Linked DNA regions of Homo sapiens: region 1 is linked to region 2. A link is a loop called in an ENCODE intact Hi-C map of the cell type or tissue named here. Cell type or tissue: IMR-90. All regions are shown on one strand. Region 1 has its middle 210 kb from the start of SGCD. Region 2 overlaps SGCD (sarcoglycan delta).

Region 1 (5,000 bases), 360 kb before region 2:
GTGACTTGGTGCTGGGTATACAATCCATGTAGCTCATTCCAGTATGTAGTGGGACCAACTCTAGGCCTTCTGAGGAAATGTACCTTCTTCTATTTGTGTGCCTTTACTATTCTCAGCAGAGACTGAGCTGGGCCAGTTTTCAGTTAGACTATTAGGAGACTGAGATATTCCTTTGGATTTTAAGTTGTGTCATTTCTGAGTGTCAGAACTAGGTTTAATCAGAAATAAAACCTAGGAAAGAAGCAATGGTGATTTTCAGCATGTTTGCTGAATGTCAATATGCTCCAGGGTCAGTTCTGAGTTTGAATCCCGACTTGTCACTTCCTAGTTATGTGATTTCAATCAGATTACTTAATGTCTCCAAACTCAATTTCCTTCTATGCAAATAGAGTAATACACATATTGGGAAGCATTGTTGGCAACAGGAATGCTGTGTGTAGGTGTGTATACCTATATGGTATCTCCACGATCACACTTCTTAAGAGGTAAATCTTTACAGCAATGCTTCTTTAATTCCCAGTAGGACCCAAATCTGTTGGCATAGTTTTAAATTTAAATTCGTCATTAGATACATTTGGATCCATAGTTCATCCTTTCCCCCAGCACACTTCTGCTCAAAAATCTTAAGACCCACTTAGAGTTGCTAATACCTTCTGCTGCTCCCACTCTCCCTGGTTTTGCCTTCTCGGGATGCCCACCTCTCTTGGGAGTCTGTCTTGGTGCCAGGGTATCTGTGAAACCCGTGTCTGTGTGTGCTTTATGCTCACAGGAATCATTTTTAACACAACCTAACCATTAGAGAGGTGTGGTTCACACTCTGCCATCAGAGCAACCACTAATTGATACCTTTTGAAAAATGACAGATTCCCTGAAGCGTTCAAGGCCGCCTGACAGGCAGAGATGCCACCTACCTCTATGATTAGCACTCTCCCATGCAGACACTGGTGATTTAAGACATATGTTGTTCTTTCTTGACATTATTTTCTTTCACATTATTCCTAGTATATACTTTCTCATTTTATTTTACCATATAATAGCATTAATCCCTTTATTATTTCCAAGGATTTCGAAAAAGCTAATTTCTGAAGCTGTGCCCTCTGGACCTAGTGTCCTTTACTGTGCCATGTGGCATCTTGTTAATGGGTAGTGGAATTTGGTGAATACTTTTTTGTTTCTTTGTTGAAGGAGGGAAATAAAGCAGAAAGAGGTGTGTAGGGGTGGGAGGTGAGGAGCAAAGTAAGGAAATGAGTGTTGTTCCCAAGAAAACCAAGAATTATAGAATTGTCTCTCTCTATCAAGCAGAAATTGAGATATTTATGTCAGCACACGCTATATCACTACTTGAGATAATCAACAAATTTGTAGGAATTTGTCATGTCTACTCATATCTGGGCAACGTTAGGAAATTACAAAAGATAAAGAAAAACTGCTAGAACAAAGGCTTAATGAAGGTAGGAATAAAGTCACTATTATCCTCTACCATATCCCCAGTCTTTAACAAAGTGCATGGCAAAGATTATATATTTCATAAACATTTGCTTTGTAAATGTGCTTTGGATCATGTCCTTGGATGACTTAGAATGGATTGTAAGTACCTTTTCTCTGAAGCATTGTAACTATTTATTAGGTTGGGATGTAACTAAACCTGAAAGGTAGGTGACATATTTTTATGTCATTACTACCTGAACATAGACAGTTTCTTAATATCAGTTAAGAAAAGAAGAAAGAAAGATGCATTTGGATAGACTTGAGACTAGAATTATCAAAGCAGTCAGCACAATTTCTTTAATAACTCCATCTATCATTGTGCTGAATTACAGCATTGTTTGCTTCCAATGTTGTGTCTCTTGGCTTCAGAATGCAGGAATAATTGTAGACTGTGCCTTGACATTCCAGAACCGAGGCCAAGATCATCCTCAAATTGCCGGGTACGAGAAAGCAGACAATAAATGAATCAGAAAACATGACTTTCTCATGTTACAATGTTCCGCCATCTGCCCAGGAATGTGGGGGCAGCTGGGGTAGCTGCATACAACTGATCCTGGAGATGGTCCAGACAAAGTTGCCCAAAGTCATTAAGGGCTACAAAAGCAATGTCATATGATAAAAGATGGAAAGATTCAGAATCCAGTGGGAACTAAGATGAAGGTAGATACATTTATGAAATGTCATGCAGAATATAAGCCTGCAGCAGTAAAAACTTTAAAAATAAAGAACAGTAAAAGTTTATTGAGCACTAACATTATGTACAGTAATGAATGATTTACCTATGACTTCATTTCTTTTGCATAAACATCCTAGAGGGATAGGTATTTTCATCATCTCTCTTTTATAGAAAAGAAATATGATACTTAGAGAAGTTGATTATCTTGGCCAGGGTTCCACAGTGGTGGAACCGGAACCTGAACCGCAGTAGTAAACCCCAAAGCCTAGTTCTTAAACATTGCACCATATTTCCTAACCACTTTTAGACTACTGAGGATAAGGGAGCCTTTTATCAGTTAAAAAAAGAAAATGATCATTTTTGGGAGCTGAAGATCTTCAAAGGTATTTATGTTACCGCAATGAGGGGTAACAAAATAAAAATGAGGGGTACCCCAGGGAAAGGAAGGGACAACCCTAAAGGCAAATGACAAATTGGTGACCAAATTAGATTTAGATCTAAAGTCCTTTGATGACTGCCCAATACCTTTTCCCTAAATGCATCTCTTCCCTTTTTTGTTGTCTAACCCTGGATTCCTTTACTTCATACTTTTTATAGTAAAGCAGGGGCTGAGAGTTGAGGGAATGACAAGAAATAATGGCATGGAAGCAAAGGCAGAAAATCTGAAAACAGCATGATGAAAGTAACAATGAGATTTCAGTATTAGCCTGTAAGCAGAGTCATCCCAATACATGCCACACATACTCTTTAGAGTATCTCCTAGAAATAGTTTTGGGGCTTTTGTTTGCTAGCTTCCCAAATACAACTAACATTCATCTTTTGCATCACACTCCAGACTATACAAATCCTTTTCCTAAGCCCAACACTAGAAGACATTCATCTAGTCAGTATTCCATAGTTGTCAAAAATACTGGAGATGGAATGCTTTTGGTTCAAACCAGGCTCAGCCACTTATCATCTGAGTGGCCATGAGGTTTACTTAACCTTACTGTCTGCTTATTCATTCATTCAAAAAATATTTATCGAGCTCCACTTCTGTGCAAGGCTATCAGTGAAGTGAAGTGCTGGAGACACAGCAGAATACCCGAGATAGAATTTCTTGCATGCATGGAGTTTACATTTTATTGGGGGATGACAGATAATAAACAGGTAGACATGTAATACATCAAAAAGACTTTTAAATCTAGAGAAAGAGGGATGAGATATGTGGTATGAGTTTACAATTTTAAACAGGGTAATTTTACAAGGGTCCTCACTGGAAAGGTAACATTTGAGCAAAGACGTGAAACAGTGAGGAGAAAAGTTTCCCAGGTAGAGGGAATGATGAGTTCAAAGGCTCCTAATAGAATCAGAGGTGTGTTAGAGGAGCAGCATGGCTAGAGAGGAATAAATGAGGGGGAAAAGAGTGGAAGATGAGGACGGTGGTAAGAGAGATGCATCAAATATCAAGCAGGATCTTTATGGCCATTGCAACAACTTTAACTTTGAGTCTGAGTGAGGTGGAAGGTTTTGAGCAGGGGAGTGTCATTCTCTTACATGGGTCTGGTGGAGAGTACCAGCCCTAGTCTGAGAGAGCCTGCTGTGCAACCTTGTAGATCTTTAATGATGTCTTGCACCAGCATGGTAGTAAAAGATGTGGTAAAAAAAAAAAAAAAAAAAAAAAAAAAAAAAAAAAAAAAAAGGTCAGCTGCTGGATTTATTCTGAAGATAGTGCCACCAGAATGTGCTGATGAAATGGACAATGTGAGGTATATAGGCAAGACAGGAATCAAGGTTTACTTGGAGGGTTTAGGCCTGACCAACTGGGTGAATAAAATTGCCATTGACTGAGAAGGCATAAACTTAGAAGAAGGAGGGCTTTAGTATTTTCCAGGTGGAAGCTGGTGGTGCTGATGACTAAGTCATGACCTCAGTTGGGTCATCTTATATCTGACATGCCCAAGTAGAGTTGTTGAAGAGTCAGTTGATTGAGTTTAGAGTTCGGGGAAATATCTGGGCCTGGAGACAAATCTCAGAGTTGTCAGAGTATAAATGGTATCTCAAGCTGTGGACCTGGAAGATGTACCTGGTGAGAAAGTGTGTATAGAGAAGAGGCTCAGGACTGAGCCCTAAGATCTCCTTATGTTGGAAATTGGGAGGTTGAAAAGATGCAATAGAGGTAGCCAAGATGGAGTGGCCAGTGGTCGCAGTAAGATTGGTACCTTAGAAGTCAAGAGAGGGAGGTATTTCAAGGTGGAGTGATGCACGGTCTCCTTGTCTTGCTTTGATGATAGACCAGTGTTAAACACATTGTTTTTGTATACTAAAGATTTGCTTGACACACGGATTGAACTGTGCCACAGACAATGAATTATCATGGAAAATCGCTTTTGCTCTCCCATCCTCAGTTTCCCTGTAAGTTAAATGAGCAAATTTGATTTGTTAAGTCCTAAAATACCTTCCAGCCTTGATATACTATGAAATTTTTTTTTGGTATGATTCTTTAATTCAGTCAAGACTGAATCCATTCAGGGATTCTGCAATTTTATGACAAACAGAATCTAAAGTATCTTTTGTTTAGTCTCTCCAAACCAAATGGCCTTTAATTTAATATCACTCTGTCTTGTTTTTGTTTTTCTTTATGGACATTGTCTTTCTCTGTTGATTTTGTAGACTTGGAAGAAACCTCCATCCTCAGGGATTTGAAGAAGGTTATACTGGAACCTGTGTGAAGGCTGAGACAACCGTCCCTTTTGTGGTGGCCTGAGGGGATTTTCTTAATCCCAATGTTGCCCTGAAATTTATGTCCAGGATTCAAAAAGTTTAGGACTGCTAAGGTATGAGTTTGTGACTTTAT
Region 2 (5,000 bases):
GCTTTCTATGTTCTGTTGTTATGTTTAAGGAATCCTTTAGTATTGTCGAGCCCCATTGAGTAGAATGGTACCAACAAAATATGGTATTTGTTTAGATATGTATGTTTTTATATAATACTTTGGGAGATCCGGTACATTGAGCAAGTGAGACTCACAAGATGCAACCAGACAGTGAGGTTATTCTTCCAAGTACAATATAACCCATAGAACCCACTCCTTATACTCAGCATTTTTCTCATCTTTGGATAAACATAGGACAGGCCCCATGACTTTTCTGGCCACTCTTAGATAATGAGGAGTCATCTGACCAATTTGAGTCACAAACAATCTCATTTCAATTATTCTAGACAGAAGATATAAAAGGAAAGGGAAGTATTCCTTGGCTAAGTACACTTGTAGCTGGTAGCAGTGTTCTCTGCACTTGGCCTCTATTAAGGAGACTTTCTGTCTCATGAGGGACTTTGCAGGCATCTCTCATGAGCTGTTGCCTTGATGGCAACAATAGAATCATCCTGGTTTTTTATAGACAACACAGCTTAAAAGTATTTGAGCAAAAAAAAAAAAAAAAAAAGTGATGTCAAGGTCATAGGCACTTCTTCTGAATTTTGTTTTAATGATTTGAACTAATAGTAATGGAGGTAAAAGGTAAAATGGGCAGCTAAAATTTTCCTTTCAATCTATTATTTTCTATGTCATTAGGTGCAAAATGCAGCATCTCTACAAGAATATTCTCTGGAATGTGGGTTCCATGAATGGTTAACAGTAGAGAAAAAATAATATTTTTATGAAATGCTCATGGAATCTCTGGATCAAACTGTCGTCACCATTTAGGCAGTGCAGGAAATCATAAAGAATGGAAGGAGTGGGGAGGGGAATGGGAAATCCTGGGAGAACAATCAGAGGGGGAGCATTGGTCAGTGGGAGCTGGGTGCTGGAGTCAAGGGTAGGGTGTTGTATAGCATTTCTCGCCCTTACCTCATCTGTTAAGTAGAAATAATGGTTCCTACTTCAATGGTTATGGCTGCTTCATGTCAAGTCAAATTTCTTTATTTTCATTACTTATCTTTCTGTAATTTCTGAGTGTACTGTCACTAAGATTGATAAGGGACCTATATCAGAAATTCGAGTGGGCTCCTTTCACCCAGCCAGGAGTTGAGCTCAGCCTCAGACCTCAAGGGCAGTCACTGATGGCGTTAATGCCCCACCAATGAGGTTCTTTTGAGATCAGGCACCTGTGCAGGTGGCTCTGCTCCCCCTGGGCTACTCTGAGCCACACGCATCTTTGTGAGACCTCTTGCGATTACTGAGTTGAGCTTTCAGTCCTGAAAGGAATCCATGGAGCTATCCTACTCAGCAATTCTGTCGCTTGGTGTCTGTGTTTAAGCAGTTTGGGGGAAACAACAGGCCCTCCATTCACCTTCTACATCTGGCTGAATCATTCTCCAGTTGACTTTTTTTTGTTTTTGAGACAGAGTCTCGCTGTGTCTCCCAGGCTGGAGTGCAATGGTGCAATCTCAGCTCACTGCAACCTCCGCCTCATGGTTTCAAGCAATTCTCCTGCCTCAGCCTCCTGAGTGGCTGGGATTACAGGTGTGAGCCGCTACGCCTAGCTAATTTTTGTATTTTTAGTAGAGACGGGGTTTTGCCATGTTGGCCAGGTTGGTCTCGAACTCCCAACCTCAGATGATCCACTCACCTTGGCCTCCCAAAGTGCTGGGATTATAGGGCTGAGCCACTGTGCCCAGCTCAGTTGCCATTTTTAGAAGCCAAACCCTACTACCTCTTAGTCCTTTCTGGTAATTCAGCCAGCTCCTCTGATTGTCTTTCACCTGAGAGCCAAATCGGCCCACTCTCATGTTTTATTTGATCTTGTCAGTGTTGGGAGGGGATATATGTATACATACAAAAATTTAACATTAAGACACTTTTAGATTAAAAAATATAATTCAAGATTCTTTATTTATTTTTATTTTTTTCCTGAGACAGTCTGGCTATGTCACCTAGGCTGGAGTGCAGTGACATGATCTCGGCTCACTGCAACCTCCACCTCCCAGGTTCAAGCGATTCTCCTGCCTCAGCCTCCTGAGTAGCTGCGACTACAGGCACGCACCACCATGTCTGGCTAATTTTTTTTGTACTTTTAGTAGAGACGGGGTTTCAACATGTTGGCCAGGCTGGTCTTGAACTCCTGACCTCAAGTGATCCAGCCGCCTCGGCCTCCCAAAGTGCTGGGATTACAGGTGTGAGCCACCACACCTGGCCAGATTTCAAGATTCTTATCAAAGATATTTAACTGGAGCTGAGAAACTCTGCCCTGTCAGGGTCTGTTCTCTCTGAGTTTCCATGTGGGTGCCCACTTCAGTCATTAAGCTCATGGGCCCAACCTCTGTAGGCATTTGAGTTTGGGACCCCTGTCTTAGACTTTAAAGCACTAAGACCTAGGGAGTATTCACCCATTTTGCTCCTACCCCTGTGGCATCTTACCTATGCTCACAACTCCAAGAATCCCTGCATTTGTCCTTTTGTTCCAGTACAATGAAGAGTAGAAGAAAGAAGATACAAATGCACTTAGGAAACAGGCCTGGCTTTCCTAAAAGTCTTGGAGTGATTTCTTTCCTCTTCTTTCTTTCTTTAATTTTGTTCTTAGAGAGGAGGTAGAAGGCATTGTTGACACAAATCACCCATTCACAGGTTACTGACTGATACAGCGAGTTTCAGAATCTGCTCTCTTGGTTCTTCCAACACTTTCCATAAAGAAGTTACCCGCTTTGACCTGAATATATGCAGTTGCTACAATTTCAAACCAAAGCAGACACCAACAGCTGCTGTCTTGCCCTGGGAGGAGCCCCTGTGGGTGGAAGATCAGCCCTCCAGCTGTCTTGGCTTACATTTCTTCACCATCTGACTGGGATGGCTGATGCAACAGCAAGGCAAGTTGCTGTCACAAACACTCTGAGTAGTCAGTAGGGAAATGTGCCAGTGAGCATGTTCCCTTGGTCTTGAGGGTTGTCTGACTGTCATTTCTCTGAACTTACCTGTATGAGTATGTTCAACTCTACCTAACAGCTCTGCCTTGATTAGACAGACTGTAATGGACTGGTAAGTAATGGAAGAGTTCAGAGGAAGTGATGCTTTGATTGGAGTTTTGATTCCATTCATCTGAAGTTCCCTCAGTTGTATTGCTCTGTTTCGTTGGATTCTTCTCAAATGCTTTCACTCATGATAGCAAAATGGCAGCAGCTGCTCCAGGCATTACATTGGCATACCACATATCTACAGTATGATAGAGCTTGTCTTTCCCCAGTCTCTTCTTGAATAAAAACCCTGGGCTTCACTCTAATTAAACCAACTTATTTCACATGCCCAACCTGAACCAGCCACTGTGCAAAGGAAATCAGATGACCTTGATGGCTTTTAGCTGGGATCTTTCCTTGACACTGGTGGTAGAGTCATACTGCATGGCTGCTACCCCAGATGGCACATGGGCCGTTATAGTAAGTGTTCTAATAACTTCTTTAGCTAACTAGATTTGTGGGGGAATGAATTAATGTTTTTCTGAAACCCTGCTCTCTTCTGGAGATAATGCTGGGTGCTTTACCTACTTTGCAATTGCCACTACTGAAAATCAATTGTTCTTTTTTAATTTCTCTAGAAAACTCTAAAAGCTAAATCTTAGGTGATTAAGGAACGTGCTCAATGGGTCTTAAGATGTCCATTAGGCATTAACACTCTTATTGCCTTCAAAGGCCACAACTACAGAATACTATGTAAAAGGTCACAATATATCTGAGAATTTGGTGGGAGGAGTGCTATAAAGTAATGGAAAGATGATTCCAGGAGCGAGTTCCAACCCATCCACTAATCGTTTTACATTATCACAGTTTTGAACATATTTCTGAATTTCTCAGGGCATTGGTTTTTGTCATCTGACAAATCAAGAGCACAGTAATAGTATGACTCCATAATGTTGGGGTAAAGATTGGTATAATTAATACGGTATAAAAGCACAAAGAAGGTCCATAACAAAAGTAAGTATTATCTCACCTAGAATATTGGTATGCATTAAGCTAGGGCCACAAACTCAAAAACCTACAAGGACTGGCTAGTGACAAGTAGATAAAAAGGCCCTGGGGAAAGTTGGGGGATGGTAGAGGTCTATGTTATTGGGGAAGGCTGGGAGATGGTAGGGGTCTGTGTCATTGATATTTTGGACTTGATGTCCCTGACCCTGTGGAAAGGTGAGTGGCTGCTCAGCCAGTTGTAATAATGTGTGAATTTGGGCCTTCTTGCTAAATCTTATGACTTTTCAAGAGAAACTCATAATCTAAGTGTCTTAGTTTTTGCTTTCCTTTATTTTTTATTGAATACACTTTGTGGATCCAAAAAAACTACATCTGCCAGCCCAAAATAGCCCGTGGGTGCCTAATTTGAAACATCTGTTATTATATGTCTCTTGATCTACATGACCCTGGGGTTTTCTTATCTGCATCTATCAGAAGAGGGAGATAATAATAGTACCTGCCCCCACAGGATTTTAGGGAAGAAGAAGAAATGTTTCTACTGTGAGTTTCAGATCCCTTACTAGGGTGAGTTATGAAAGGAGACTAACAGAAGCCTGTTTCATGGAAACATCTGAGGTCAAGGAGCACACCTGGACACAGAACCCAGGATCAGGGTCGGAACCCAGGGCCAAGGATTTGCTTTCTCTACTCCCTGTGGCCTCTGTGAGCAAGTCTTTGAAGAGGTGCCAGCTTCCTTTTGCATCATTAATCCTGACTGATCAGACACCACCTGCTTATGCCACGTTCAGGGACAACTGTAGACAGTGACTCAGGAATCAGCGGGACCCACAGACCAGGCAGTCTGGTCCCAGTCCCCTCAAACAGAAACTTGCTCCTTTCCCACATCTGTGCCTGGGTGTCACAGTCCGAATGTCAGGTATTTAATGAGATGTTGAGGAAAGCAAAGCAGTTGCTGAGACTGAAATATCAGCATTTGAG

The links. Hi-C counts contacts between places; a loop is a spot of excess contacts. Peaks named below come from ENCODE experiments on the same cell type or tissue, not always from the same donor. Only the 100,000 strongest peaks of a DNase experiment are listed, where the experiment ranks them.
Region 1: a loop joins it to region 2, with 15 times the contacts of the local background. A loop is called at or near these places in 2 of 110 quality-filtered maps.

What each region holds. Positions count from the first base shown.
Region 1 is chr5:156,119,040-156,124,039 of GRCh38, forward strand. It overlaps a transcript of SGCD not described here. Among named protein-coding and RNA genes, the nearest start is that of SGCD, 210 kb to the right of the region's middle. In IMR-90, no CTCF peak of the experiment used is centred here; DNase peaks (open chromatin) are centred at 2,382 and 3,022; H3K27ac peaks cover 1,098 bases.
Region 2 is chr5:156,477,134-156,482,133 of GRCh38, forward strand. All of the region lies in intron 3 of SGCD (sarcoglycan delta), which reads left to right. Among named protein-coding and RNA genes, the nearest start is that of SGCD, 150 kb to the left of the region's middle. In IMR-90, no CTCF peak of the experiment used is centred here; a DNase peak (open chromatin) is centred at 2,908; H3K27ac peaks cover 1,323 bases.